Linked DNA regions of Homo sapiens: region 2 is linked to region 1. A link is an interaction called in ENCODE POLR2A ChIA-PET data of the cell type or tissue named here. Cell type or tissue: A673. All regions are shown on one strand. Links, peaks and the distances in the headings refer to the core of each region. The heading gives the core; the rest is flanking DNA.

Region 1 (14,524 bases), core at 93-5,092:
TTAAAACGGCTATCTCACGTGTTTTTACATTTGGTTGTATACCAGAAAATGTCATGCTGTTCTGTTTCACTGGCATTCGGTTTAGTCTTTTCAGTCCTGCCGTTTAGGTTCTGTTCTCTAATCTTGCACATTGTAAACAATATAGATCTAACAGATTTCATTTGTTCGTCACTTGGATGTGGTAAATACACATTGCTGTTTTTGTGTTTCACAGTGACATATTTTCCGTGACTATTTTAAAAAACCTTACTTGGTGTAGTTGAAATTCTGTGCAAAGGTTTGTAGGTAGCAAGATATTGTGTTTGCAGTAAGCCTCTTCTTTGAAAATCTGATTTGAACCTTTAAAATTATTACCAACTTTCTTTTAATCAGATTATGTGCATCTTGAAATCATTCAAATTACACAGTATAATTACGCAGTAATTTTAAATGCATGTCTATATTTAAGTCACTAACCTTTGTCCTTGTAATAACCAATCAGTGATTTTGATCCCTTTTCCTCCCCCTTGAAAGCCCAGATCCTTTCAAATCTCAGTGGATCATTGTGTAAGAATTTAAGCCTGTAAATGGTAAAATGTTGACTAGAATATTTAAAGAATATTTTATTATGTAGATGGTTAAATCTACCTTTTTTTCTTTAAAAGAAAGTGGTAGGCTGTATATCTGACCACTTATAATAAATTACCTTTAAATTATTAGAGCTATTTTTAAGTAGTCCAAAATAGACATTCTACGTAAGCAATTTTTTTCCTGGCTACATTCAAGTTTTATAATTAAAAAAAATTATTTCCTTCTAGCAGGATTGGCAACAATATTTCTAAAAGTATGTAGAGCTAATTACAGTAACTTTTACAATGTCTTTTTAAAAATTTGTTCAATAAAGATGTGGGGAAAAGGTGAATTTAAGATTGAGACCATATTGAGACATTGGTAAGATTTTATGGTTGCAACTTAAAAAATAATAGAAAACAATACAGCTTTGGGTTTTGCCTTTAGGATTTCTTTACATGTGAATTTAAAGAGAAGGATTTTTATTTCTTCATCCTGTTAGCCGTTGACGTTACAGATTGATGAATTGATATATGGTAGCTTTTGCTAAGTGAAAATGATACAAATGATAATAATACAATAAATACAGGCCTTAAAAGTAGGTGAAAAGTCGTATCAGGGCTCATTCTGCAACTATTAAGGTTCTTTATTAATAACTTAAGTCTTAAATCATTAAATAACATCTTAAGTTCTTTATTTGTTGAAGTAATTTAAAGGTATTATGAGACAGGAGAAATTAAGTTCCAATGTAGTTCATATTTTTTCCAGAGATTTGTTTGATTATTTTTAGGTACTCAAATGTAAAATTGAATTTACTCCTGAATATCTCTGGGGAGCCTCACTTTGTAAGTGGAATGGCCTAATATTTTTTAGTACCTGTCTGGCTGTTTTGGTCGGTAAGATTAACTTTGCCTGTTTTTCTGAGTCAGTGGTTAAATTATATTTTAGTATTTTCTCTATCAGCAGACAATTTTATTATTACAGAGTAATATTTAAGATTACAGAGTAAGGTTTAAGTTGGAAATCACTGAGAAGTTGGAAGCTGTCATGGAATGAGTTTTTCCTCATCTAAAAAAAAAATAGTTTGACAGCAGAGAAGGAGCCTAATCTAGGGTCTAGGTAAATTTAAAAAATATACTTAGGCATTTTTCTACTGCATTCTCCCCCTGACCACCAGTATAGCATAGTGACAGATTTGAGAGATGCTCTGATTTCAGTGTTCTTTAAAAGGTGGTGTGTGTGTGTGTGTGTGTGTGTGTGTGTGTGTTTGCTTGCCGATTAACTGGTATTTAAGATACTCGATCTTTCAGGCTGAAAGCATTAATAATTTGCATTCTTTTATATATTCTTCATATTTTCTGTTTAGGATACTTATGACAAATGACATTTACATAGTATTCGATTACTGGGGTTATATGGAAAATTTTGATTAAGGTAGTCAAAAGATTTTTAGGAGCTTAAAATAGGAAGGAATGGGTAGGCCTAGGGATTTGGATGGGGTAGGAGAATGATATAACCACTAAAAAGCTATAGTTGAGACAGTAAATAACTTTCTGGGTAGAACAGAATATTTAGGACAGGAGTTGAAAGATAAGATTGGTGTGGTCAAGGAATGTAGAAAATTTAGATGAACTAGATTAGGTTTCCTCATACTTCTCTGTAGATGAGAATCATCTAGTGCTTCTTAAAAATGCAGATTCCTTGGGTCGTGACCTACCAAATCAGATTTTGTAGGGCCTGGCAATCTGCATATTAAGCATCCTGGTGTAATTCATATTGTTGGGCAAATTCGGGAAACAGTGATCTAGGGTTTAAGCCTTGGTTCTGGTATATTTTGATTTTGGCTAGAATAAGAAACTTACCTTTTTGGTTTTAATTTCCTCATTTGCGTGCTGCCCAGGGTTCCAGTTGAGAGGTTCTCTGGTTTTATGGAAGAGATACCCTGGGCCAGACCGCAGAAGACATTGAGTTTTGGATTTGATTGTAAAAGAAATAAAAAGGATTTGGAAGTTTTAAAGTAGGGAATGGTAAATGATAGCAGTTGGTTTAGGGTGCTGCATAAGATCAACTGGGGGAGAATAACCTATAGCCACACCAGTTAGGATGACTGTAGTTGTGCCCAGATTTAAAGTAGATAGGCTTGAATTTGGCCTGAAATAGGAAGGAAGAAGAAGCGGCAGATTTGAGAAATTCAAGGAAGGAATACTTGGCATTTGGTATAGATTTGCAGGACAAGGATGAGGTGTAAAGACTCAAGGGGCAACATGAAGTTTGAATTAGAGTGAAATATTGGCAATGACAGTCCTTTAGTATTAGTAGAAATAGAGCTAAAATAGAAAAGATGCCAAGTTGAGTTTCAGACGCTTTGAATTTGAAGTGATGATAGAACATCTCGGAAGCTCAGATAAATGACAGGTTTAATGATAAAGAATTGGGAGTCAAATGCAGAGTGAGGCAGGTGAATACTATGTGAGGAGATTTGCACTGAAAGAACTATTAAGAAAGAAAAGCCTAAAACCTGCGTTATGGAGGTCTGCGGCTTTAGGGAAAATGAGGAGGTTCTAGAGCAGTAAAAGAAGCAGGATAGTGTAACTGATACTAAGGGGGGAAAGAATTTTCAAGAAGGAATGGGCAATTAAATACTTAGAGAAGCTGGTTAATATGAGTGAGAAATGGATGTGAATCTTGTTAAATTTTAAAAGTAGGTGCAACACTGTTCTTTATTGTTACAGTACTCTTTGGATTTGTCAGTTAATGTGCCAGAGGTAATCTTTGAGAGAAGTTTCTGTAGGATAGGGAAAGAAATGTTCCTAGCATTAAAACTCAATATAATTATATCTCAAGACAAACTAGTTTTGGACCATTTCTGCAGCATACTTCCGTGTAGAGATTCTTTTAGGGCTCTCTGATCTTTACTTATGATAAGCTACTTTCATTTTTTGAAAGCCTTGAATAAAGCTCATACTGACATTTTGGTAGAGAGTAGCAGGGGTCTTGCTGTTTGAAATGCCTTACTCGGGAAGGCCAAAAAATGCCCAACAAGGGAACTTTGGCATTAATTAATTATGGGGCCTACTGATTGGAACGACTCTCCTTTCAGTTCTAAACTTTGTTAAAACCGAATATTTAGGCATTCATTAGATACATTTTCTAGATCTTGGGTTAGTAGTGCAGCACTACATAGGTATGTGTTATAGAGAATTTAGAAGGTAAGTAGAAGAGTAAAACTCACATCGCATAGAGAATAGTTTTGGGGTATCTTTTTAACAGGGTAATGTGTGTTGGGAGGGTTTTGTGGTATATTTTATTCTGTAGTCTTTTTCCTCCATTAAGTATTTATTTTTTAAATACTGTACGCTATTTTAATGACTACAATATTTTAATTCCATCTAGTTAAATCAGGTTATTGCTAAAGTTTGCAAGTACAGGTTGAACATCCCTAATCTGAAAATCTAAAAGCCAAAATGCTCCAAAGTCTGAAACATTTTGAGCGCTGATGTGATACCACAAGTAGAAAATTCCACACATAAATACTTAACACAATCTTTGTTTCATGCACAGAATTATGTAAAATATTGCATAAAATTACTTCCAGCCTATGGGTATAACATGTAGATGAAACAGAATGAATTTCATGTTTAGACTTGGGCCTCACTCCCAAGATACCTCATTACGTATATGCAAGTATTCCAAAATATTTCCAAATATTCCAACATATTCTAGTCCCACATATTACAGTAATACTCAACCTGTAAAAACAATGCTAAAATGATTATAACTGAACATAAGTCTTTGTTTCTATTTGTGATTATTTCCAAATTTCTGGGTTATGTTATTTAGGCTTTGGGCGCCTTTTACAAAACTGCTTTCCAGAAAGATTGTACAAATTGTTATTTTCATCAGTGAATGTGAGTGTCTATCATGGATCTGTGGCTAAGGTTAAATAGTATGTATTCCTTTCTTACAGTTTTTACTCTAAGATAGCTATTTCGTCAGTGTTAACTCATTAAATTACTTGATAAGAACCAGCTTTATATTGTAAGATGTGTAAGCAGTGGGAGCAATGGTGGAAATAGCCTTTCTATTTTATTTACCCAAGTCTGTGTACTCCTCATCCTTACCAGGGCCCCTAACTGATCTTTCCACTAAATTATGTGTGTCACAGCGAAATTAAAATTACTCTTCCAAAGTGCAACTCTAATCATGGCACTTAAGGGATTTTCCTTTACTTACTTTTCAAATGAAGTTTCTTCTGTCTATCCTGGATGTTTGAAAGGCATTCCATGGCCTAGCCCCAACCTTTATAATTTCGTCTGTCATTACTCCCTGTCGCTAGCCACACTGAAGGACTCGTTTTCTAAACATACCTGTTCTTTGCCTTTGCTTGTGTTTTTCTCTCCACCTTGAAGGCCCTTTCTTCCCATTTCATTTTGCTGAAGTAGTCCTTATCAAAGGCCCGGTTCTCCTTGAGGTGTTCACTAAGCCTCCCTGGGGAGGTAGTTCAGTGTTCCTCACTCCCATCTCTCGGTTTTCATTTTGTACTTTTTTTTCCCCCCTAAGGGAAGGGCATGAGGGGTTTCATTTTGTACTTTCTATTACAATTATTTATACATAAATATCTTGGCTCTTTTTCCAGCCTCCAAATTTTTTTGAAGGCCAAAAACAGTGATGGCTTCATCACTGGGTCTTCTGATTGACTTGGTGCAGCTTGTCAATGAAGGAAAAGGCTGAGAACTCCATTGTTCAGCCAGGTTTACTTCTGGCCTTAAACCCACATAAATTTTTGGAAAATTTTAAAATATGATTTCAAGTGGGAGCAATTAGAAAAAGGATTCCCCCACTTTTCCCCTTCTTAAAGGAACAATTCAGCAACTGAAGGAACTTCTGTAGATTCAGAATTTTTAGAGTATTCCTGCAGATAAGGCATTCTGTTAATCATTTATTCCAACTTTCCTGTTTTACTGACAAGGAAACCAAGAAAACGAGAGATTTAAATATTTGTCAGGCCCACACAGGACCATGCCACAGGTCCATGGTGGCATGAAGCCTTTGTTTTTATTTTATAATTTATATTTGCACTTGAATAACCAAAGATTGAAAAGTATATAAGCTAAAACGGCCCATGTTTTGATATTTTATTTGTGCATAGTCTACTTGTGGCATGTTATTGAATGTCGTATACTTCTTTCGTATTGTCCTCACTGCAATAAAAAAGGCAGGCAGTTGTCTGTCACACTAATCATGGAAGAAGGTAGGTGTGGTTAGTCATTTAGTACAGGTATTGTCAAAAGGTTAAACCTAGTGGGAGTTCTCTGGGCCAGGAGAATAATTTCTTTTCATCTTTCAGGATTGGATTACATGCTGGGATGTAGGCAGAATATCTAGGCAGAGAATAGAATTCTTAAATTTGTTCTCCGGTTGTCCCCTAAGTTCCCTTTTTATGTACAGCCATCTCAGTATCTGCAGGAGATTATTTCCAGCCCTCCACCCCGCGTCCCCCTACACCATGGATACCAAAATCCACAGATGCCCACGTCTCTTATATAAAATGGTGCAGTATTTTCGTAAAACCTACGCACATCTTGTTGAGATCATCTCTGAGTTACTTTTTACAATGTAGGTAGTTGTTATATTGTTCAGGGAATAATGACAGGAAAAAAGTCTGTACTTGCTTAGTTACAGATGCAGTCATCATAGGTCTAGCTACATTTTTCCATCCACAGTTAGTTGAATCCGCAGATGTGGAACCTGCAGACATAGAGGGCTGACTGTATTCACTTGGTCCCATCTCTTGCTAGAATTTGGGCTAAGGGATGATGTTTAATTTAGGCAATACTTTTCTTTGCATCCTTGGAGCAGTGATCTGACACCACATTTATACTTATTTATCTGCTCTATCATGAATAAGGCTGACATATTACTGAGTGTGTGTGTATTTTTTTTAATCTGCTTCATGGCTTTCAAGTTTGTTTGATTCAGCTGCCCCTTAGGCATTGGACGTATTATAGACACTAAAATATTTTGTGTCGTCTTTCTTCAAATACTATATCACTACCATATTCTATATAACATTTTCTTATGAAGCTCAAAGCAATTTAAAAACTGAAAAATTACCAAATTATCAAATATTAATGATTATTTGTACTGTTCATTGATTCGATGAACATTTATATTGTGTGTACAACAGTTATATAAGGTTATGGAAGAAGAAATATAACTGATTTACTTACTAGTGAGGTTCATTCTGTGTTTTGAACTAGTAATTTGCTTTGAGCTCTTCCCCTCCCCCAACTCCAGTATATTAAGCTTCAAGTTTCTAGAGTTACGGGACAGTATGTTTTCCATTTAGTTTTTGTTAGTAGAAAATAGGGTTTTGAGCAGTAACCTCAGGTTTCTAAGACTTGGTGCCTACTTATTTTAAGCTTTAGATGGGCCAACAAGAAGGAAAATTTAAACTATAGTAAATTATACATTGAACCAGTTTATTTTCTAATTTTAGGTTTCTATTTATGCAGGTCTTGATCAATTCTAGTAACTTAATAACCACATGCTTATCAACATGTATCAGAAATACAGACTTGTCATAGGAGAAGTTCTCATTTTAACATTCTTTACAATTGAAAAATCGTTAAAGTGAGTGCAGGTAGGGAGAGTCATGTATATCCAACATACTTAAAGAGAAGATATTTAGCTTTACCTTAGAGAAAATGAAATTAAAGGTAGGATTATTCTGTAAAGAGAAAATTATCATGGTTTAGGAAAACTAGGAGTGCAAAATTAGAACTGTTTTCTGCCCTTTTTTGCTTGTTTTCTCCTAGTAAAGCTGGAAAGAGTGTAGGATTAAGGGAAATATTGAAAACCACATGAACTAATGAAGTAAACTGGTGAATTTAATTATAAATGAAGCATGTATGGTGTTATTGAACTTCACTTTTCTCTTAGAGAAATTCGTGTTATCCTTAGAAGATGGCAAACAGCCATAGGTAGTTTTTATGTTCCTGCAACATATTTGAGGCATTTTCTACTTGAAATATAGGAAAAAAAGACCACTGGCTGGGCCTTGTAGCTCACGCCTGTAATCCTAGCACTTTGGGAGGCCACAGTGGGAGGACTGCTTGAGCCCAGGAGTTTGAGACCAGTCTGGGCAACATAGGGAGGCCCTGCCTCTACAAAATTTTAAAAAATTAGCTTGGTGTGGTGGTGCACGCCTATGGTCCCAGCTACTTGGGAGGCTGAGGTGGCAGGATTGCTTGAGCCCAGGAGGTCGAGGCTGCAGTGAGCTATGATGATGCCACTCTGCTCCAGCCTGGGTGACAGAGGGAGACACTGTCTTAAATAAATAAATAAATAAATAAATAAAATAAGATTTGATTGACTTTATCTTGGCACATAAAAACCAATAACTATGAAAATAAATTTATTTTAGTTCATTCTTAACATAATTTAGTTTATAATCACAGCCGTGCATAAGGTTTTAGAATACATAGAGGATGAATCAGGTTTTTGGGATTTAGGGGAATGTAATTTTTGCCACAAAATTGTATACTAGCACAAAATGGCTTCTTTTGCTTTATGGTTGAATTTCACAGTGGGTCATATATAATGTCCCTTTACAAAAAATGTTCAGTGGTTTAAAAATGTACTTTCCTGGGGGCTCTTCCTAATCTTTTGAAGTGAGAGGCTCCGTTTTGAAGTGCCTGTTGGACTGTCAGTGTTTTTTGGAGCAATTCTCCAGCATCACTCACAACATTAACTTTGTGGAATTTCATGTTAATAGGAAGATTTGCAATTTTGCACTGTTGATTTGGGTGGTTTTATCTGACAAGACATTTAGGTAATGAGTGAGGCTGGATGGTGAATTTAAACAGTAAGGGATATTTATGAGCTTGGATTAATTTTGAAGATTACTTAGTGGATGTTTTCTTATTTATGAAAATTTTCTTTCCTATGCAACTTCATAACTGCAGGGACCATTTAACAATACTAAACTTGGGTAAGAGAATCTTGTACTCCTCAAATAGTGTTGGTTACTAGAGAGCTAGAGACGCATATTTTTTAAATCACAAACCATCTTTTAGTTCATGTTATGTGGGGAAAGGAGTATGTGTGTGAAAACACACTCGGTGTTTACAACGATTTTAATTGTAAAGGCCGTTTGTTCTCAGTAATAATAATAAGGTTCTATCCTGGGTGTAGGATTGGTTTTTTAATAAAATGAATAGTAAACATTGACTTAACTTCACATCTTTATGTTTGGCTTCTGTTTCCTGGAGATTTTCTAGAAATGGTATTTTCGTTGCTTTATATGCTGTGTTTGTCAAGTTTATTGCTTATTTAAAAATTTTAATATCATTCTTAAATTCACCAATGTCTTTTTTATCTATTTTTATAGTTCATATGTAATTACATAGATTGTTATTTATAGTATAAATTTATTTTTAAGGTGAGAACAATTCAGATTGCTTCTAGAAAACAATTTAAACAAAACATGGTTTATTCCTATTATTGAATCTCTTAATGAAATTTATTGGTCTCACCTATAACTCTACTCGTAGTGTTAGTAAATTGTGTCTCCTGTCTCAATTATTTAAACTAAGGTAGAAATAGCATTTGGTATTCTCAAGTAGCATAAAAAGAAACTTGAGTATTAATATAGTCTTTTAAATACAAAAGGTATAATAGAGTGAGACCTTCATGGTCAGACTTGAATTTCAGTTTGTAACCCTACACAATTTATTTAACAATATGTTTACATTACAAATGTACAAATACATTTGCATCACATATGTAATGCAGATAATACTTTTTAGAGTTGTTATGGATTCGAGGTAATGTATACAATGTACTCAGCACAGTGCCTTGCTCAGACTGGGAGATTACAAAATTATTGTAGAAAGGGGAAGTATAGAAATTTTGCTGATTGTTTATTAGTGCTATTTGTTTGTCATGTAAAGTGTTATTTTCTTAGGTGTGGTGGTTCAAATTCGCCAAAGCACTGTAACGTTATCAAAGTAAGACAGGAAAGATTTAGTGGAAGAGACAAGGACCTGAAATTTTGCACGTATCTGTTTAAAAACTCTAGTTAAAGGAAGAGGAGATAGCCAAGACAGATGCTGGCTTGCCAGGTATTTGGTTGAGATACTTTTGTAGCAGTAACAGGTACCCATCAGGCTGAGACTTGCTAATTGAAACCTCTTTACATATACTTTCAGAGAAAGTTGAATTCACCTTTTTTAAAAAATCAGGGCTTAGCTAAGCATTACATATAATATTTGATTGCCTTTCTTGACCTTATCTCTTGAGCTTTAGTACCAGTGTGTTCAGTTTACCAAGCATTTCCATATGTGAAATTTCAATTCAGCTTCAAATAATTTCTTAGGGGTGGGTATTATTTTTCTAATTTTACACACAGGGAAACAGAGATTACATTATCTTCTCAGATCATATTGATACTAACCTGAAGGAAGAAATAGGACTCAAAAGAAATAGGACTTAAGGTCCTCTTAATGTCTTTGTGAAGAGAGCTAAACTCTGCACAGATCCTTTTTGTGGACCTTCGCCTGTCAGTTTTTTGACAGGTGAATGCTTACTGTGTTGAGACAAAAGCTTACTATTACGTAGTACTAAATGTTCAATTCTGAATTCTAATTACTTTTCCTGGCATTTGGGAAGAATTTGATTAAGGGTTGTGATTCTTAATAAATATATAATTACTTATTATTATAAACATGGTTGTGAAAAACAACTGAAATTTTAATACCGTTCTAATATTTATATATTCATTTGTTTATTTCCTATTTAACTGCCATTCTCATTCCTCACCTGGCATTATTAAAGAGAACTTAATATTTGCTTTTGCTTCAAAAGTAGGTATTTTTCTGCCAGCCATTCCCTGTCCTAGTATTTTTAGGAACAGCCAGTTTAACTCCCCACTGCCCCGCCTTCCCAGACAAAAGCTTTTTAAAATTGAAACCTGACTTCGGGCTGTTCAAAGAAGAATGTAAGAATTTGATTTGAGGCAAAATGTAATTGGATGACTTCTGCACGTAAGGCATGCACAATGCAGGCTGACACTATTTTTAGCTATGGCAGATGACAGTTTGTGATTACCAAATGTAGGCAGCTCTTCTTACTGTGCATTGAGCCAGAAGTTTTTATTTTAAAGAAAAGATTTAAGTGTACTGAGTTATTTTGAATTAAAATTTTATTTTGATAAAGATGCTATTACACACAGTCATTTTTCACATTTTTATCTTGGAGACAAACGGCAAGGACTGCAGGGCATAAATTACTTTTTTCTAAACTACAAGGGTTTGTTAAAATTGATGAACATTATTTTTAGCAATTCATAAGCATTCCCCCAAAGTTGTAAATGGAAAAGTACTGCTAAATTCATCTCAGATCTTTGAAAGGATGTTTAATGAACATTTTGTATGAGTAAGGTTGAGGCCACAGAATAGGGTTACCTTGTATGATTAACCCTTTATTCTGCAGTATAGAAGGAGACTTGAGGAACCAAGAAAAGTTAAACTTTCCCTGTATAAACTCTTTGTCTTAATTTTGGTTTTTCAAAAATAAGGAACCACTAAAGTGATTACTGAGGAATCCAAAATTAGCATTTTGGTGATCCTGTAGTTCTTATTGAAAGGTGTCCTTTATTTTAATTTGAAAATGAATTTAAATGTTTCTGTTCTAAAAATAATCTGGCCGCTATTCAGACAGTGCAGCAAGCATTAATGATGTAGGTAATGGGAATATAAAGATGAAAGGCATTTATCAGTTTTCCAGGGTCTAGTAAGGGGAGACAAGCCTGCAAAACAGTGTTTTCTTTTTTATAAATTACCTGAAAGCATTATTTGTTATTTAATAAATGTAGACATCTGAAAATAGTGTAAATAAAATAAATGTTAAGTCTAAAGCGTAGAAACATTTTTTAAATAAATCAATTAGAATTAGTGACCTGTCATAAGGTATTCATTCATTCTAATCAGTCAACAGTAATATTGAAAATTTAGTTGTTTTTGGCTTTCTGCTCAGCTCTGGGGATAAAGTTAGGTAGTAAGACATACATGTTCTTTTATGGAGTTTACAACCTAGTAGAGAAGTATGTTGAAATGACTATTTTTTTAAAGTTTTAAATCTATTTCCAGGACATTTTCTTCACCCCCCTCCCAAAAAAAGCCCCCCACACCCTCTAGCAGTCACTCCTCTTCCCTTTTTCCCCAGCCCCTGACAATCACTTATCTACTTTCTGTCTCTACAGAATTCATAACTTGCATATTCAAGGCACTTCATATAAACAGAATCATAAAATATATGGCCTTTTGTGACTGGCTTCTTTCACTTAGCATATGTTTTCAAGATTCATCTGGGTTGTAACATGTATCAGTACAGTAGTTTCCCCCTTATTCTTGAGGGGTAAGACTCTAAGACCCCTAGCGTATGCCCTAGAAACTGCAGATAGGACTGAACCCTATATATACTGTTTATTCCTATCTATACATAACTATGATAAAGTTAAATTTATAAATTAGTTACAGTAAGAAATTAACAACTTTAACAATGAAAGAGAATCATGGTAACAGTATACTAAAGTTAAATGAATGTGGTGTCTTTCTCAAAATATCTCATTGTACTATACTCACCTAATTTTTAACTGTGGTTGACTGCAGGAAACTCTAACCAGGGAAAGGGAAAATGCAGGTAAGGGAGGACTACTGCACTTCATTTCGTTTTATGGCCTAATAATATTCTGTTATATGGATATACCTTTTTTTAAAACAATCCATTCATCACTTGATAGACATTTGGGTTGTCTGTCTCCTCTTTTTGGCTATCATGAATAATGCTGCTATGAACATTTGTGTGTTAAGTTTTTGTGTTTTCTAGTTTCTTGGGTGAAAATTCCTAGGAGTGGAATTGCCAGGTAATAAGATAACTCTGTATTTAATTTTCTGAGGAACTGCCAAATTGTTTTTCACAGTGGCTGAATTTTACATTCCCATCAGCAATCTATGAGGCTTCTAATCTTCATCACTTTTTGTTAACACTTTTTATTGCTCATCTTTTTGATTATAGCCATCCTAGGGGGTATGAAGTGGTATCTCATTGTGGTTTTGGTTTGCATTTTTATAATGACTAAATGATGTTGAGTATTTTTTCATGTGCTTATTGGCCATTTGTGTACCTTCTTTGGAGAAATGTCTATTCAAATCTGTTGTCTATTTTAAATTGTTTTTTACTGTTGTAAAAGTTTTTCAATATATTCTGAGTACAAGTCTCTTATCAGAGAATTGGTTTGCAAGTGTTTTCTCTCGTTCTGTGTGGTATCTTTCCACTTTATTTGTGGTGAAAGTTTTTAATTTTAATGAAGTCCAATTTATCTTTTTTCTTCTTTTGTTGTTTCTGCTTTTGGTGTTATATGTAAGAAACAATTGCCTAATCCAAAGTCATGAAAATTTACACTTATTTTTTTCTTAAAGAGTTTTCTGGCTAGGTGCTGTGACTGATGCTTACAATCCCAGCACTTTGGGAGGCTGAGGCAGGAGGATTGTTTGAGCCCAGGAAGCTGAGGCTGCCTGCTTTTGCACCACTCCACTCCAGCATGGGTGACAGAGTGAGACCTTGTCTCAGCGACAATAACAACAACAAAAAGATAAGAAACAAAGATAAAAGAGTTTTCTAGTTTAAGCTCTTAACTTTGAGTCTTTCGGCCGTTATGAGTTAACTTTTATGTGTGATATGAAGTAGAAGAATCCAACGTCATTTGTTTTGCAGTTGGATATCCAGTTGTCCTAGCACCATTTGTTTAAAAGACTGTTTTTTTCTTATTGAGTTGCCTTGGCACCCTTGTGAAAGTCAGTTGACCATAAATGTAATGGTTTATTTCTGGGTTATCAGTTGTATTCCACTAATCTACCTGTTTGTCCTTGTGTAACTACTCTACTGTCTTGATTACTATATCTTTTTAGGAAGTTTTGATATAGGGAGGTTCGAGTCCTCCAACCTTTGTTGTACTTTTTCAAGTTTTTCTTGATTTTTTGGATCCCTTATATTTCCATATGAATTTTGCAATTGGCATGTCAATTTTCGCTAAAAGACAGCTGGGATTTTGATAGTGTTTGTATTTTAGATCAATTTGAGGAGTGTTACTGTCTTAATGTCTTTCAATTCATGAACAGGAGTCTTTCCAATTATTTAAGTCATCTTTAATTTCTTTCGACAGTGTGTTATGTATAGTTCATATGTCTTGAAATTCTTTTCGCTGTATTCCTAAGTATCTTATTTTTTCTATGCTATTACAAATGGAATTATTTAATTCATTTTCAGATTGTTTATTGCTAGTGTATAGAAATACAATTTTTGTATATTGATATTGTGTCCTACAGCCTTGCTGGACTCTCATTCATTATTTCTAGTAGCTTTTTGTGGATTCCTTAGAATTTTTAAAATACATACAACAGACCCTCATATCATTGTTTTGTTCAGTGTTGTTTCGTTATAATGTGCATGAGGAAGAGAAAAAAAAACAATTCCTTGCTGGGGCCACTGTCTGTATGGGATTTGTATGTTCTCCCCATGTCTGCATGGGGTTTTCTCTGGGTACTCTGTGGTTTCTTCCCACATTCTAAAGATGTACACATTAGGTTCACTGGTGTGTATCAGTTGTCTCATAATGAGTGTGGGGGTGTGTGTATGAGTGTGCCCTGTGATGGAATGGTGTCCTGTCCAGGGTTGGTTCCTGCCTTGCACCCTGAGATGTCAGGATAGGCTCTGGCCACCCGTGACCCAGAACTGGAATAAGCAGCTTAGAAAATGAATGAACGAATGAATGAATGAATACAGATTATTATAAAATAAAAACCCATAAAGTATATAATAATCATGCAAATGCACAACAATAAATGATGCAGTATGAAGGCACTTAGAGATCCCTCCATATTTGTTGTTTCTGAACTGTGTGGTGGTGGTAGGA
Region 2 (16,445 bases), core at 7,056-12,055, 600 kb after region 1:
CGACAAGTCAAAAATCTCTTTGTGTTTCAGTCCCTCTACTAAATGGGGCAGGCCTACCCATATTAGCTGTCTAATGTTAAGTGTAATTTTCTTTTCTTTATTTTTTTTCTTTATTTCTTTAAAAAAAAAAAAGGGATACACGTGCAGAACGTGCAGGTTTGTTACATAGGTATACGTGTGCCATGGTGGTTTGCTGCACCTATGGACCTCTAAGTTCCCTCCCCTCACCCCCCACCCAACAGGCCCTGGTGTGTGTTATTCCCCTCCCTGTGTCCATATGTTCTCAATGTTCAACTCCCACTTATGAGTGAGAACATATAGTGTTTGGTTTCCTGTTCCTGTGTTAGTTTGCTGAGGATGATGGCTTCCAGCTTCATCCACGTCCCTGCAAAGGACATGATCTCATTCCTTCTTATGCGTGCATAGTATTCCATGGTGTATATGTACCACATTTTCTTCATCCAGTCTATCACTGATGGGCATTTAGGTTGGTTCCATGTTATTAAGTGTAATTTTCAAAAGGGTAAAATCATCTCTCTCAGGAAAATAGAATATGAATACCTGTCAAAGAATGTATTTATTGAGGTGAACGTTAAGATGTTAAAACTGATTCAAAAAGCATTTGAGATTATGTGTGTGTAAAATTTAATTTAAAAATATTATAAGATTGATGAGTTAAAACTGGTTGGTGTCCAACAGGACAGTAAACTAATCTTTGTGCTTATTGGCTCTATTGCACAGAAACTATTTGCATCTTTACCAGACAAAAATTTTTAAGTTAACCTCTGCACCTATGGAGTGTAAAGTCAGTAGAAAATTAAGCTCAATACTGCACTGAAAGAAGACCCAATAATCAGTAATATTTTCTGCCTATTTTCAAATGTCAGATAATTTTTCTGACATATATGTGTTTTTTATATATATATAAATAATAGTGGTTAACATTTCTTGAACACGACTATGTGCTGGGCAACACTTAACATGTTCTATCTCTTTGGATACTCATTACAACCCTATGGGGTAGGCATTTTTATTATCCCCATCTTACAGGAGAGAAGACTGAGGCTCTTCTTAACCAGCCTAAGGTCGCAGAGCTAAGCGGCAAGAGTGGTGATTAAACTGAGGTCTGACTCTAAAATCTTTGTTTCAGTTCCTAAGTTATTAATACTATTATTATTATTATTATTATTATTATTAGAGGTCAAAAGGAATCAAGAATGTGAAAGTGCTTTAAAGACTGCAAATATACTATAAGTTGCAAGGCGCTCTTGTTAAATCTAGATCACTACTAAAGAGTAAGGCAGTGAGAGTTACTGCTGCATCATTGTGGAGGGAGCAGTGTTCATTATGGAAAAGGTCGGCTGTCCTGGAAATGCCTATGAGACTATCTCGACTCTGTTCCCTTGAGCTGAATTGGTTTTACTTAACTCAGACTACTTTTCTCTCTTTTTTTTTTTGGAGGGTGGATTTCATTAAGAGAGTCTCTTGGCCTATTTTTGATTAAATGCATGGAGAGGTATCCACTATGAAACCCTTCCTCGCTTTTCTTTGTGTTTTCTTTTCTCAGCTTAGTAGAGTGAAAAGAACACAGGTCTCCGGGCTAGACAGGCCTGAGGCTGAATTTCAGCATCATGATTGACTAATGTTAATACTTGGAGCAAATCACTTAGCCCAGCTTATCTTAAAACCTGCCCAACTGCACCAAAATCACTTGAGGGAGAACATAATGTTCATTCAGAAGCAGGGAAGGGGAATCATTTCCTTGTTGGTAAAAGAACAATATTATTATCTACCTTCAAAGTATTTTGAGAATTGACATCTAGTAGGACATCAGAAATGTTAGTTCTAGCCTGGGCAACATAACAAGATCTCTATCAAAAATTTAAAGAAATAAAAAATTAGCCAGGCATGGTGGCACATACCTGTTGTCCCAGCTACTCTGGAGGATGAGGCAGGAGGATTGCTCGGGCCTGGGAGGCTGTGAGCTGTGATCATGCCACTGCAGTTCAGCCTGGGTGACAGAGAAAGACCCTGTCTCAAAAGAAAAAAAAAAGAAGAAAAAAGAGAAATGTTAGTTCTGTTCTTCCCATCTTCTTTCTTTGTTATTTATTTATTTATTTATAATTTTTTCTCCAGTCTGTAGAACCTGTGAACTTCCCATCTTCTTTCTAAAGAAGTCTTACTAATTTGCCATTCGTCTCTCCTCCTGGCCCCTCCTACTTCTGTTTCCTTTCCTCTATTCCCCTCCTTTCCCATCTCCTTCCCATCTTTTTTTCTCCTCTTATCCCCTCCATTTCCCTCCCCTCCCTCCTTGGATCCCCACTTCTCTTCCTGTGCCCCCAACTCTTCTCCCCTTCCTTCCCTTCTGTGCTTTCTCATCTCCTCTTGTCCCTTTCCCTTTCCCTCCCTTTTCTTTCTCTTCCCTCAAGGATCCTGAGACCAGAATCTCCTAAATAGTGAGACCTTATTTTCACCTTACTAATGTAGAGAAACTATGGACTGAAATCTGGAAGGACCTGCTGTGACCTCTTTCTATTCCAACTCTCACTTCATCCATGAGAGGACTGAGAACCAAGGAGGTTAAACCCAAACCCAGATACCCTGACTTCTGGTCAGTGCTCCTCCTAATACATCACCAAGTCCCCTCTGTGTCTATTCTATCAACGCGACGTGATGGCTCCTCCCCATCTTCACTTAGCAGTTTATCAGGAGGCTGGGAAATACAGAGAGATGAATCATTGCTGTAGTTTGTTCCTGAAGAGTGAGGTAAGGTCTTGTAACTTCTGAGGCTACCAGAGAGAATGCACCACGGCACATAAAACAAAAAGGTCAAATGTCACCATCAAATGTGCAGTGTCCTCCCTAGCTGGTCAGGAAAAGGAGGCCTATACAAATGGCAAGGAAAATAATCTGTGGTCATTTCCACAGAGAACCACAGCTTTTACACTTCCGCTTAATGTCCCTGGAAAAAGAACAAAACAGCGTCCTGCAGGAGATAAGTCTGGTGAGGAAAACAGATAATAAGCTTGGTGAAAGCAGCCAGAGACCCAGCCACCACACAATGCCTCCTCCAAGTTCCTTAGTGGAAAAATTAAAGGCAGCACCAGACTTCCTTTGCGTGCATTAGCAGAGGAAGAGGTGCTTCCTGGTCCTGCCCCACTCTCTCCTCACACCGGTTCCACCGGTCCTGTGGTCTTGGCTCTAAATGTCAGGGAGGGAAGCTGGAAGTGGGTGCTAAGGTGGTACTCACCTCAGGAAGGGAGGGACTAAATTAGAAGGGTTGGGTCTCACAGAGTGAGCTACGTGTTCTGTAAGGCAGATTCCTTAGTTTTGCATGACAGTGTTGAATTCCCATTTGTATGTCTGAACTTTTAATAGAGTGGTGTTTACTGGCCTTCCGTCTGTTGCACTCTGGGGAGGGCTAGTGTCCCTATGCGGGGCCAGGGCATTAGAGAGGGCATGGCCCCTGCTTACTCAGGCTCAGGAGGACAGCAGGGATTAGGGCAGAGAAGGGGAAGAAGAGGCAGTTCTCTAGAGACAAGAGGTAGGTTGGTAGTTGTCAAGGGCTGGAAGGAATGGGGAATGACTGGTAATGGATTTCTTTTTGGGTTGATGAAAATATTCTGGAATTAGATGGAGGTGATAGTTTCACAACTTCATGAATATATTAAAACCACTGACTTGTGTGCTTTCAATGTGTGAATTTTATGGTGTGTTAATTACATTTAAATAAAAGAAATGTGATGATAACAAAGAAGGAATGGTGAATTTTGGAGCAATGCTAAGTGCTGTCAGGACCAGCTGCTCTCCCCCAGGTATCCTGCCTGCATTTCATAAACATTTTTAAGTGTCATATATTTTCATAATTTTCATTCTTGTAGTGGAATTATGGTCCACTGTGTACCACAATTCACAAAGAGATATCTCCAAGTTGGTCATTTAGGAATGTTTCTTTTTTTGCTGTTATAGGTGTCAAACAAGGGCAATAGAGCTCTGTTTTCACTCTGCCGCAAATCTTGGTTTTTCACAAACCTTCTCTGGAATTTATATTCCCACACTACTGTGAATATATAGTTAAATTGTTTGCTATTTTAATTCTTGGTGCCTTTTTCCCCATAGTTTTACATGGTCTCCTTCATAATCTTTTCTCAACTCTGCCAGCTCTCTGCTTACCTACCTCACCCACCTCATCATGAAAATCAAGCTCTTCTGACCTCATCTATGTTTCCACTGCTGGACTTACAGCACTGTTTTGTAATGTATTTACCCACCTGGCTCCTTTGCCAGACTGTGAGCCCCCTGAGGTCACACACAGTGTCTTATTAATTTCTGACTCCCTGTTGCCTTTGCTTGGCAGAAGGAAGGTGTAAAATATATGTTAATTGGATTTAATTGAATTGCTGAGGCTCTGAAGAACAGTGTGGAGTCTGTCCCTTTGCTTCGGTTGAATTACTATCCTTAGTGCCAATTACAAGAACTGGAATTGCTGGGCCAAAGGGCATGGATGTTTCTCCATGCTTGCCATATTGCTTTCTCAAAAGTGGTACTAATTTGTAGTGCCACCTGAAATGGATGAGTGCGCCAATAGCGCTGTCACCTTGCCAACCCATCATTTTTCAAAATGCTAGTTTAGTAGGTATCAAATGATATTTCAAGGTTGCTTTAATTTGCATTTCTTTGATTACTCCTAGGGCTGAACATTTTCTCAGGTGTTTATTTACTGTTTCTGTTTCTCCTTGGGGGAATTGCTTGTTCATAGTCTTTGCCCATTTATCAAAATGATGAAATACAGCTAATACATTTGAATAAGCTCCTTGTATATTTTATTTATGATCCTATAGTCTATCGTATTTGATATATATTTTTCATATTTTATATTTTGTTTTCTTCTGTTTTTGCTTTTTTACATTGTACAGAAGTTTAAAATGTATACATGTGTGTACCTATCTCTTTCTTTACAATTCCTTATAAAATTTCAAGAAAAAGTTCTTCCTCACAGATGTGCTAAATATTTTATTCAATGTTCTGTTCTTTTTTTCAACATAAAAAGTTAACTTAATCCACCTAGAGTATATTAAGTACTTAGTTACTTTTAAAATTGCTATCACAAATTCCAAAACCTCTTATCAAATAAAACTTGTATCAGTTATATTATTTGATAGCAAGTAACAAAATCCAACTAACAGTGGCTTAAACAAAAAGGGGCTTTTTCTTCTCACTTTATAGGAAGTCGCAGTTGGTAGGGTTGGCAGCATTTTGGTGTCTCTGTGATGTGGGTCCTGGAGACTGGAATGCTCTGGGCCCTTCTCTCATGCTACCTCCTCATGATTCCAAGATGGCTGCTGAGCCTCTATATTCAAAGCAGGAAGGAAGGGCAGTAAGAGCCACGTCAGTTCTTTTAATCAGGAAAACAAACATTTTCTTCCAAACCTACCAGCAGACTTTCTCTTATGTCTTTATTTTTATTTATTTATTTATTTTTTGAGACAGAGTCTTACTCTGTCGCCCAGGCTAGAGTGCAGTGGCGAGATCTCAGCTCACCATAACCTCCGACTCCCAGGTTGAACTAATTCTCCTGCCTCAGTCTCCCGATTAGTTGGGATTACAGGCACGTACCACCACACCCAGATAATTTTTTTTTTGTATTTTTAGTGGAGACGGGGTTTCACCATGTTGGCCGGGCTGGTCTCGAACTCCTGACCTCAGGTGATCCACCTGTCTTGGCCTCCCAAAGTGCTGGGATTACAGGCATGAGCCACCGTGCCCAGGCCTCTTATGTCTTATTAGTCAGAACTGTGTCATAAGGTCACACCTAGCGCAATGGTGGCTGGGAAAGTATTTCATATTTCTCTTTCTATAGAAAAAACAGCAGGAGAGAAGGCGTTTGGGAAAGGCCATTTAGTCAGACAACTAGGCGTGTCTGTACACACTTTCCTTCCCTCCTGCTGTTTTCAAAAGCTATTTTTGATAGATATATTTTAAGTGTGTACATATATTTAATTATTTATAGTTAAACTTTATTTCACAAAAATGCTACTGTAAATTATTAGGCCTTTTTAGTCTCTTCATTTGGTTCCATTAATCTATGATCTAGTTAGTGCATTATTTTAATTCTTATTTTATTATATAGCAAGTTTTAATGGCTGATATTGGTAGAAACTTTTCTGTGTCTTTTTTATACTCCCTGTTGATGGTATTCTTATTATTTTCATACATACATTTTAGGATAATTTTGTGAAATTAAAAATACTTATTAGGTTTTAGGCTGGGCACAGTGGCTCACGCCTGTAATCCCAGCACTTTGGGAGGCCAAGGCTGGCAGATCACTTGAGGTCAGGAGTTCAAGACCAGCTTGGCCAACATGGCAAAACCCCATCTCTACTAAAAATACAAAAATTAGCTGGGCCTGGTGGCACATGCCTGTAATCCCAGCTACTGGCTGAGGCAGGAGAATTGCTTGAACCCAGGAGGTGGAGGTTGCAGTGAGCCTAGATCATGCCATTGCACTCCAGCTTGGGAGATAAGAGCAAAACTCCATTAAAAAAAAATACTTACTAGGCTTTAGATCAGAATAGTATTAAATCTATAAATTCAATTTAATTCAAATTTAATTCTATTGGTCATATAGACATTTTAGTGTTATTAAGTCTTTTTATCTTGGAATTGGCTCTATTTCTCCACTTACTTGAATCATCTTTTAAATGTTCTAACAAAGTTTTGAAGGTTTTCTTTTTAAAAGTCACATCACATAGTTCCTAGCCATTTTAAGTTTGGAAATCTGGCCAGGCATGGTGGCTCACACCCGGAATCCCAGCACTTTGAGAGGTCTAGGTGGGCGGATCGCCCGAGGTGAGGAGTTCGAGACTAGTCTGGCCAACATGGTGAAACCTGTTTCTACTAAAAATACAAAAATTAACTGGGCACGTGGCATGTGCCTGTAATCCCAGCTACTCGGGAGGCTGAGGCAGGAGAATCACTCAAACCTGGGAGGCAGAGGTTGCAGTGAGCCGAGATCACACAACTGCACTCCAGCCTGGAGTGACAGAGTGAGACTCCATCTCAAATAATAATAATAATTAAAAATTAAGTTTGGAAATTTGTGATATGGTGTGTGTGACTATAAATCAGATATCTTTTCTTGTTGTATTATCTAGCTGGTAATTAAGGGTATGTAGGACTTGTCCTGTATTTTATGATTTTCTTGAAAATCAAACTGCCTCATTTAAATGGACAACTTCTTTAAGTTGTAGATCTGAGACTTGCCTACGCCCTTCTCAAGGTTATTGGCCACTTGTTGATCAGATCTCACCTTCTGTATCAGTTAGGTTGGATTTGATTGCAAGTAACAGTCAGCTGAAGCTCTACTGCCTTAGATAAGAAAGGCTCACATTACCAGGGTTGGTTTAGCAGCTCTACCAGGTCAGGAAGAGTTCAGTTTCTCTTCAGCTTCTTACTCTGCTGGGCAGCATAGCCTTCCTGCTGAGGCTGGTGGTCCACGTGGTGATCAGATGGTGAGCGGTAGTGACGCCGGCACTCTTGTTTATTTGTGTTCTTTGAAAGAAATTGTTTCTTTCCTAGACTGCCCCTTCCCCCATGCTGCCTCCCCCTTTCCCACAAACATCTCTTTCAGTCTCATTGCCCAGATTAGGTCCTTACTCACCCCTGACCCAATAAGTATGGCTAGGGGTATGAAATGATACCATTTAGCTTAGGCTTGTGCTAAGAGCCACGGCATTGCCTCTCCCCAAAGCAGGTAGGCGTCATGTAGAAGGTATGCATATCCCCTACTCCTGCCTCCACCACCAAATTGGAATAGTTACCAAGAGTTGAACAATGGATGTTGAGGAGGCAACTATACTCCCTAGCATAGTTTAGATATCACTTTTTCCAGGACACCTGCCCTGCTGCCCTATGTCCAGATTTGAAGTCTTTCCTTGTGTCTTTTCAGCACAGTAGGACTGCCTGTTTGCTTATGGAACAAGAAGAAAAAATAGTTTCTTTATAATTCGGTGGTCATCTTCTAAGGAGGGGGTATCTGGCTAATGGGAGGACCCTTTTAAGAGTTCAGATGTAAGGCTGAAGTGGTCTGGCATACAGAGGGGAGAGTCATAGTGTGAAAGGGACGATCCTGGGCCAGCAGCCTCTACCTGGGCTGAGAGACTGAGGGTAGAGTAGGGTGGGGTGAGGAGTTTAAGGATTGAGGTGATGCAGAGGACAAAGATGCTTACGGGGAGAGGAGAGCTATGTGTTGTGGAGTGTAAACTCTGTACCTCCTGAGGTTTTCCCTATGCATTCTTCAGTGAAATAGCTTTTCTTATTTGCCTAATATGAGTGGATTTATTTTAAAAGGTTTGCATTCAAAGTGTCAGGGCAAGAATGGGGGCCAGGCTGGGCACAGTGGCTCACTTCTGTAATCCTAGCAGTTTGGGAGGCCAAGGCGGGTGGATCACCTGAGGTCAGAAGTTTGAGACCAGCCTGACTAACATGGATAAACCCCGTCTCTACTAAAAATACGAAAAAAAATTAGCTGGGTGTGGTGGCGCATGCGTAATCCCAGCTACTCGGGAGGCTGAGGCAGGAGAATAGCTTGAATCCGGGAGGCGGAGGTTGCGGTGAGCTGAGATCGCACCATTGCACTCTAGCCTGGGCAACAAGAGAGAAATTCCGTCTCAAAAAAAAAAAAAAAAAAAAAAGAATGGGGGCTGACCTTGGAACGTGATGACATTTGGGTTTCACCTGCCTGTACCCCTCCTTAGACTCTAAATCTCATGAAAGCAGGGACCAGGTCTGTCTTTTTCACCTTTGCCTAGCTCAGTGCCTAGTACACAGGAACTTGGTGAGTATTTGTCGAGTGAATGAATAAATGAATGAACAAGCTTGGTAAAGTCAGAGAAACCTTTGTCACATCCCAAGTCTGCTACATTCTCACGTGTGGAATGAGGAAAATGATAATGACCTTGTAATCTTATCGTGAGATGTAAGTATAATTTAATAAATAAATTTAATTTATTTATAAATTAAATAAACCACAACTATGATTATTAGCTCTTCCCACATTTTACCAACGAAGCTACAAATACTAATAATCACACCACGAACATTTAGTGAACATTTCCTTTGAGCAAGATGCTTTGCCCTTTGCTAAGCACGTCACAATAATTACTTCCTTTAATTTTAATCCTCCCAACCATCCTGTAATTATCCAGATGTCAGCTGTTCCTTTAGGACATACCACATACCCAGCATCCAACAACATCTATCATTAATCAAAGGCACCAAAATCGAGATAGGGAAGGAAGGAAACTTTTTCTGGCCTGTTTCTTGCTCCCCCATTCTCTGGACGTGCACAGCTCAGTTGATCTAGTAAGACTGGATAGAGTGTGACTAGCAATTTACACTTAAGAGCTACCCCAGAGCAAAATGTGATGGATTCTCGGTTGTTGTAGCAACGGAGATCACATGACCTTAGAGAAGGCAGAGGCGGAGCCTGTGGTCACTAGTGATGGGAAGAGTCGAGGGTGGATTTGTGAGCACCAGGAATCAGTGGGCTTTGTTTTCTGGCAGGGTCTATTCCTGGAACAGCTGAAAATACTGAAGGCTAAATTCAGACTCTTGGATGAGACTCAAAGATTGACTGATGAGAAGCAGAAGAGAGAAAGGGGCTTTGTTCCTGTTTGTATAGGTCCCCTGTGCATATCTAATATTTGGGGACGTTAGTTTTGTATTTCTAGAATAGGAATAATAATATCTGATCTCTCATTTCTCATGCAGTATTTAGGAGTTTAATGAAGTGATTCAGAATTTCTCTATGAAAAAATGCTATAGAGACAAAAATTATTTCAGTAAATATATATATATATATAAAGCTCCATATGTACTCTGACACACTGAAGGAAAGGTAATACTGACTCATTTAAGGTTAATTTCTTCATGAGTTACAGGTCTGCGTTGTGCACTGAGATCTCCACAATAATACATTTATAGTTCTATATGCATGTATAATATAAATAAATGTATACTTAAAATCGTGGATGCTCTTAGAGGCAGAATCACATGCTTGTTGCTGTTCTTGGATTTCTGTCTTTTCAAAAAATATCAAAGGATCAATCTGATAATATTGTAACACAATCGAATTAAGTTGTCATTTGCTTTACAAGTCAAAGGGATTGCTCAAACCTTAAAGCAACTGGTAAAGAAAGTAACAAGAAAAACTGACTTTGAGGACTTCAAACCCTCTAGATTAGAATGACTTCATTGTATAGACATGTTTTAATCAAAAGCAGTAGAGGATTTTAATCAAAAGTGATAATGGGCCATGCCTGTAATCCCAGCACTTTGTGAGGCAGAGGTGGGAGGATTGCTTGAGCCCAGGAGTTCAAGACAAGCCTGGGCAACAAAGTGAGACCCTGTCTCAACAAAAAATAAAAAAATTAGCTGGGCATGCTGGTGCACGCCTGTGATCCCAACTACACAGGAGGCTGATGCAGGAGGATTGCTTGAGCCCAGGAGGTCAAGGCTGCAGTGAGCTATGTTCATGCCACTGCATCCCAGCCTGGGAGACAGAGTGAGATCCTGTCTGGAAGAAAAAAAAAAGTGATAATGGTTGTTATTAAGTTTTGGTGGTTAAAAGGAATAAGCTTCAGTCATCTGAAAAAAGTCCCTTGTCATGGAATGCTCAATTCTCCAATTGTGAGCTCTACTATAACTAATTTTAAAGGACTCAGCACTGGGACACCCATGCTCTAGTCTGAGTCCCTCCACTAATGTGGTAGCTAACCTTCAGAAAGTCATCTAATATTGCTGGATCTCTGTTATCTGCCAACTGAAGAGAATGGAGTAATTAACTTCTACAGTCCTTTCAGCTGTAAGATGCTGTGATTACTTTCAATCATTTCCAGAAAACTTAGTGCTTATCTTTGGAACACTGCTAAGCAACAGCCTGAAATGAGAGCTAAAAATGAAGCAAGACTCAATACTGTCGAGTTACAATTATAGCTAACGCCGCCAACATCTACACTACACTGGACCCTGTTCCTTACACTTTGCATTTATTATCCATTTAATCTGAAAAGCAACCTCAGGCATGCCCAAGTACAATAACCTACATCTCAAACAAGGAATGACAACAAATTTTGGGATTTCCAGGTACCAGCCAATGGATCCTTATTTACATAAAGACAAATCTATCCTGTCGATGTCATTTTGGAATAGTACAGGGAGAGACAATTGCTGGGTTTGCTTTTTCATGGCTTTTTATCTACTTGAGGCATTTGAGAGTTTAGCAAGCTCCAGAGCATAATTACAGATCAATTCTTAGTCTTTATCTTACTAGACTTTTCAGCAGCATTTGACATAGTTAATTGAAGCAATTCTTGAAACAATTTCCTTGCGGGGCTTCCGGGACCCCAAACTCGTCTGATTCTCTTCCCATCTCTCCAGCCACTGCTACTTATTAGTGACCTTTGCTGAACTCTCCTCACCTCCCCAACCTCTGCTTGTTGAAGAGCCTTTTCTCTTCTCCACCTACACTGACTGCCTTGGTGATCTCATCCAGGCTTGTGGCTTTATATGTTGGTGATTCTAAAATTAAACCTCCCCTCCAGGTCTCTGCTCTGAACTCTGTAGGGGCCAAAAAAAAAAAAAAATTCCCCTTCACTCCCTGAAGGTTTGCTGAAAAATCAACTGATAAAAGGCAGATTAATAGGATAAATGGCTATAAATTTATTAATGTGCATGGGAGAGAACCACAGAGTAATTACTCCTGAACCTCCTATGGGATTCAGAAGCTTATATACCATCTTGAGGTTTACAGAAAGAATAGGGGCTTGGACCATGTATTTTGGGTGAAATATTTTGGTTTTCTTCAACTCCAAACAAATATAGTCAACTGCCAACTCAACATCTTCACTTGGGTATCTAATCTCAAACTTAAGATATGCGAACTTTTGATTTTCTCCTCCAAACCTCCTCCTCCTCCAGCATTCTAAAATATGGTAAAAGGCATTACTGATTCACAACCTAGCCGTTCAGGCCAAAAACCTAGGATTCATGGTGGCTGCCTCCTGTTCTCTTTCATGCTGTCTCCTGTTCTCTTTCATGCCACACTTAATCTATCAGCAAATTCTGTCATCTCTATGTTTAAAAATGATTCAGAATCTGACTATTGTTCACCAGTTCCATTGCCTCCATCTTAGTCCAAACCTCTAGCATTCCTCACTTAGGCTATTACAGCAACTTCCAATTGGTCTCTTAGCTTTCACTCTTGCTTCCTACACAACATCCCTCCTCCCAACAAATCTCTTCTCCAAACAGCAACTTGTGATTCCTTTAAAGGGTAAATTGATCTGGCACAATGGCTCATACCTGTAATCCTAGCACTTTGGGAGGTTGAGGTGAGAGGATCACTTGAGATCAGGAGTTTGAGACCAGCCTGATCAACATGGTGAAATCCTGTCTGTACTAAAAATACAAAAATTAGCCGGGCATGGCGGTGGGTGCCTGTAATCCCAGCTACTCGGGACGCTGAGGCGGGAGAATCGCTTGAACCCAGGAGATGGAGGTTGCAGTGAGCTGAGATCGCACCACTGCACTCCAGCCTGGGCAACAGACTGACAGAGCGAGACCGTGTCTCAAAAATAAATAAATAAATACATAAAGTGTAAGTCATTGCTAACCCAACTACATTTGCTCATACGGAGAACGTAACAATCCCTAGTTCTTAGCATGGCCTGTGAGATCCTGTGGGAACTGGCTCCCTTCCTTCCTTCCTTCCTTCCTTCCTTCCTTCCTTCCTTCCTTCCTTCCTTCCCTAATTTTTGTATTTTTAGTAGAGACAGGGTTTTACCATGTTGGCCAGGCTGGTCTCGAACTCCTAACCTCAAGTGATCCACCCACCTCGACCTCCCAAAGTGCTGGGATTACAGGCGTGAACCACCGTGCCCGGCCCCTTTTTATTTCTTTATAACAAGTAACCTTCCTCTCTGGTTAGGGACTTTTGTCTTTTTTCTTTAATGCTGCTTCCCAGTGCTTACAGCAGTACTTGGCACATGAGAGGTGCTTGATAAATATTTGTGAAAGGAATGAATAAATCAATATTATAATGACAAAGCCATGTTGTAGAATGTGTGTAGATAATTTACTCCAGATTAATAAGAACAGCAAGGAAATGCCTTTGCAGCAATCAAAGAAACAATCTGTTCTTCCCTGGGCCTTTTAATGGTCTGGTCTGTCTCCTGCCTTGCTTCAGGAGCACACAGGAACCCTCGCCCACTCGGATGTGCTGTTCCTTGCTCTGGTCTCCGTGGACATCCTGAGCCTTGGCCTTACCTCCCTGGATTCCTGCTCGGCTCCCTGGCTCTCCATGTTTGGGTGACCTGCCTGGACCCTCCTCTTCAGCTTACACACCTATACCACAGTTCAGCTCATTAACAGAAAAATAGCAAATGCTATTAGGTAATGAGTATAATGCAGCATTTGCATTATACTCATTACCTAAGTAGCATTTGCATTATAGTCATTACCTAAGCAGCATTTGCATTATACTCATTACTTAAGTAATCCAATTCATTTTCCTATTAGAAAAAAACAAGGAGGAAAATAAAAATCAGCCCAAATCTCTTTTACATATACCCTTCAAAGATAATAACTATAGCATTTTGGTTTAACTTAGCTTTAGGTAAGAAACTATCTTGCCCCAGCTATGGTCCTATAAGATTCACCCTGGCTGGACTAGTTACCTGGTCTTCCCACCAGGAAAAAGGAAAAGGTCAGAAATAAAATATAAAGTAACATTTTATAGTTGATGAATCAGAAAAAAAGTCATCTAAAATATCATGTTGGTGAGGTTCTGATTAAATTTGCAAAAGTGTGTATATATATAATATATGTAAGTTATTATATATGTATAAAATATATATTATATATATGTTGCTAGTAAAATTTTAAACTACAACAGTCATTATGGTTGTGTGAGAGTATAACACTTTATGTTATAAAAATATTTATAACCTTTTTTGCCCTTAAAATAATCTACTAGCTGAAAAGCTTTCCACACACAAAGGTAATATTATAGTATAATCTATTTTAGCCAAAAAATGGAGAATCACCTATGGGTTCAATAACAGTGAAACGGCTAAGTAAACTGTGACATTAAAATCTCCATGAAAAATTATTTTTCTTTAAAATTATAATTATGGACAACAGAAAAAATGATTATGATGTAGTATTAAATGGAAAAGAATACAAAATTAGATTACTAATAGATAAAATATTTATGAATATGGACTATGGACAGTGAATGGAAGATAATACAAACACAAAAAATCATTGCAATGGGATGAAATTATGGGTGTTTTTTTTCAAAGTACTATTTGAGTATATTTACTGTTATTATTGTTTTTATATATTGTTTTATTACAAAAGGAAACAGACAACAAATAAAAATATGCAATTGCTGATCTCTGAAAGCTTATCCTCTTGCAGGCAATGTTTGTGGCCTACTTAGCAAGTGTTCCCAGCTCCCTTCCTTTTTCTACAGAAAGGTTGAAGATGCCATAGTAAATTTCCCAGCCCTGTTTGCAGCCAGTGGTTGCCATGTGATATGTTCCTGGCCAGTGAAATTCAAAGGGAAGTCTGTTGGAATGCTGCTGCAAAAATGTTTCTTCACTAAATAAGTGAGACCCATGAAGAGAATCCATTTTGTCTTTGTCTTTTTGCTCTACCTTTTTTTCTTCTATAGATAGAGAAGGTGGTCTCACTATGTTGCTCAGGCTGGTCTTGAACTCCTGGCCTCAAGCAATTCTCCCATCTCAGCCTCCCAAAGTGCTGCGATTACAGGCCTGAGCCACCATGCCCAACCTTGCTCTGCCTTTTTGCTTATGAGGATTGCTTCTGAGAGCTGTAACAATCATCTTGCAACATCACCAACTCTTTGGGGAAGGCAGGGTGGAATGATAGAAAGAAATCTAGTACTTTATGACATCACCGAGTCATTAAACAACCTCAAGGACAGACTGCCTCAAGACTTCTTGATAGCTAAACACACAAAAAAAGCTCTTGTGGTTAGAACCCTTTGATAGGTTTTTCTGTTACTTGCAGCTTAATGCATTTTAATTGATAAAATAAGAATCATTGACACACGGAGTTAGGCAAGCGTACAGAAACCACAAAGCAACAGGAAACATTATAATAAATATACAGATTAATTTAAAAGAATGTTATACTTTTATAGAAGGAAGTGAAAAACAGATAACCCAGTTTGTGGTTACTTGTTGCAAAGTTCCCTAGATCTGTTAATGTTTCTTAGTAAAAAAAAATAGTATTTAATATTTCTCATTAAAATAAAGCAAAAATCCAGACACCTTCTTTGGCTCGTAATCTTCTTTGGCTGATAAACATTTGTTTGTGTGTCTCAGGAAGCAGCCAATTAGGGTATGATATGGTAGTTGTTTTTCTCTTTCCCCACATCCTCTGACTTTCTTTCATTAACATAGAATACTACTAAATTATGTAAGATAGAGCTCTCTGGGATTTAAGGATGCACTACCTTGGTGGTGAGAATGTGATTTCTTTATCGACTTAGTATTGGGAGTCTCTTCAATTCAGCCTCTGTCTCTACTCACTACAAATCTGGTTTTGAAGACGATAACGAGTTATTGAATTTGCTGAGAAGGGAATTGATTGCTTACAAGCTGGAGAAGTTGGTGACAAAATAGCTTGTTATAAATGGACTCTTTATTAGAGACACAATTCTCGCTTATCCTGTTTTTTCCAAATGGTGGATGATGTAGCAAATCAGCTGACTCTTAGGTTAAAAAAGAAAGCCAGGAGAATGGGCTCTGTGGTTACTATTGATGAAAAGGTGAGTCTAGTATACACAGTGAGAGTAGAAATTAAATAGCAAGTGAGTGGTAAGAGTGAAGGAAGAGGTTCTGCTCCACACTGTGAATAGATGATGACAAGATGGAGTGAAATGTCTGCAGCATGTTTCATTCCTGTGACTACCAGAGTTGGCTGGCTGGGGTTTGTGGGGAGAGAGAGGGTAAGCAGCCTCCTTCATTCGTTACTGCTTTAGGAAGGGCTCCCCTGAAGCTGCTTGGGGAAGCAAGGTTGTTAGCAGTTCAGGTGGCAAGTATCTGTAAGTAACAGAAAACCCATCTCAGAGTGTCTTATACAAATATCTTTCTACTTTGTTTCTGTTGTCCTACATGACAAGGAATCCCAAAAGTAGGCTGATGTTCATTCACCTCAGCTGAGCGAAGTGTCACCAGGCATCTAGTCTCTTTCTACATATCTGCTGCACCATTCTTAATTAGCCAGTTTTTGCCTTCATCTTTGACTTCTCCTGATTGTAAGATTGCCATAACTCCATCATTTCCAATCCAAGGCAGGAAGAAGGGAGTGTGAAGGGAGGACACTACTGTCTTTTTCTTAAAATCTAGAAATCA

The links. Peaks named below come from ENCODE experiments on the same cell type or tissue, not always from the same donor. Only the 100,000 strongest peaks of a DNase experiment are listed, where the experiment ranks them.
Region 2: POLR2A ChIA-PET joins it to region 1 with 20 read pairs; 1 of 35 experiments calls an interaction of 5 or more read pairs at or near these places.

Annotation. Positions count from the first base shown.
Region 1 is chr2:54,995,435-55,009,958 of GRCh38, reverse strand. The region is part of intron 3 of RTN4 (reticulon 4); the gene reads left to right. Among named protein-coding and RNA genes, the nearest start is that of RTN4, 48 kb to the left of the region's middle. RefSeq lists an enhancer at 14,162-14,341. In A673, for the core only: no CTCF peak of the experiment used is centred there; no DNase peak of the experiment used is centred there; H3K4me3 peaks cover 465 bases; H3K27ac peaks cover 974 bases.
Region 2 is chr2:54,403,006-54,419,450 of GRCh38, reverse strand. No RefSeq gene overlaps it. Among named protein-coding and RNA genes, the nearest start is that of SPTBN1, 45 kb to the left of the region's middle. In A673, for the core only: no CTCF peak of the experiment used is centred there; a DNase peak (open chromatin) is centred at 9,430; H3K27ac peaks cover 365 bases.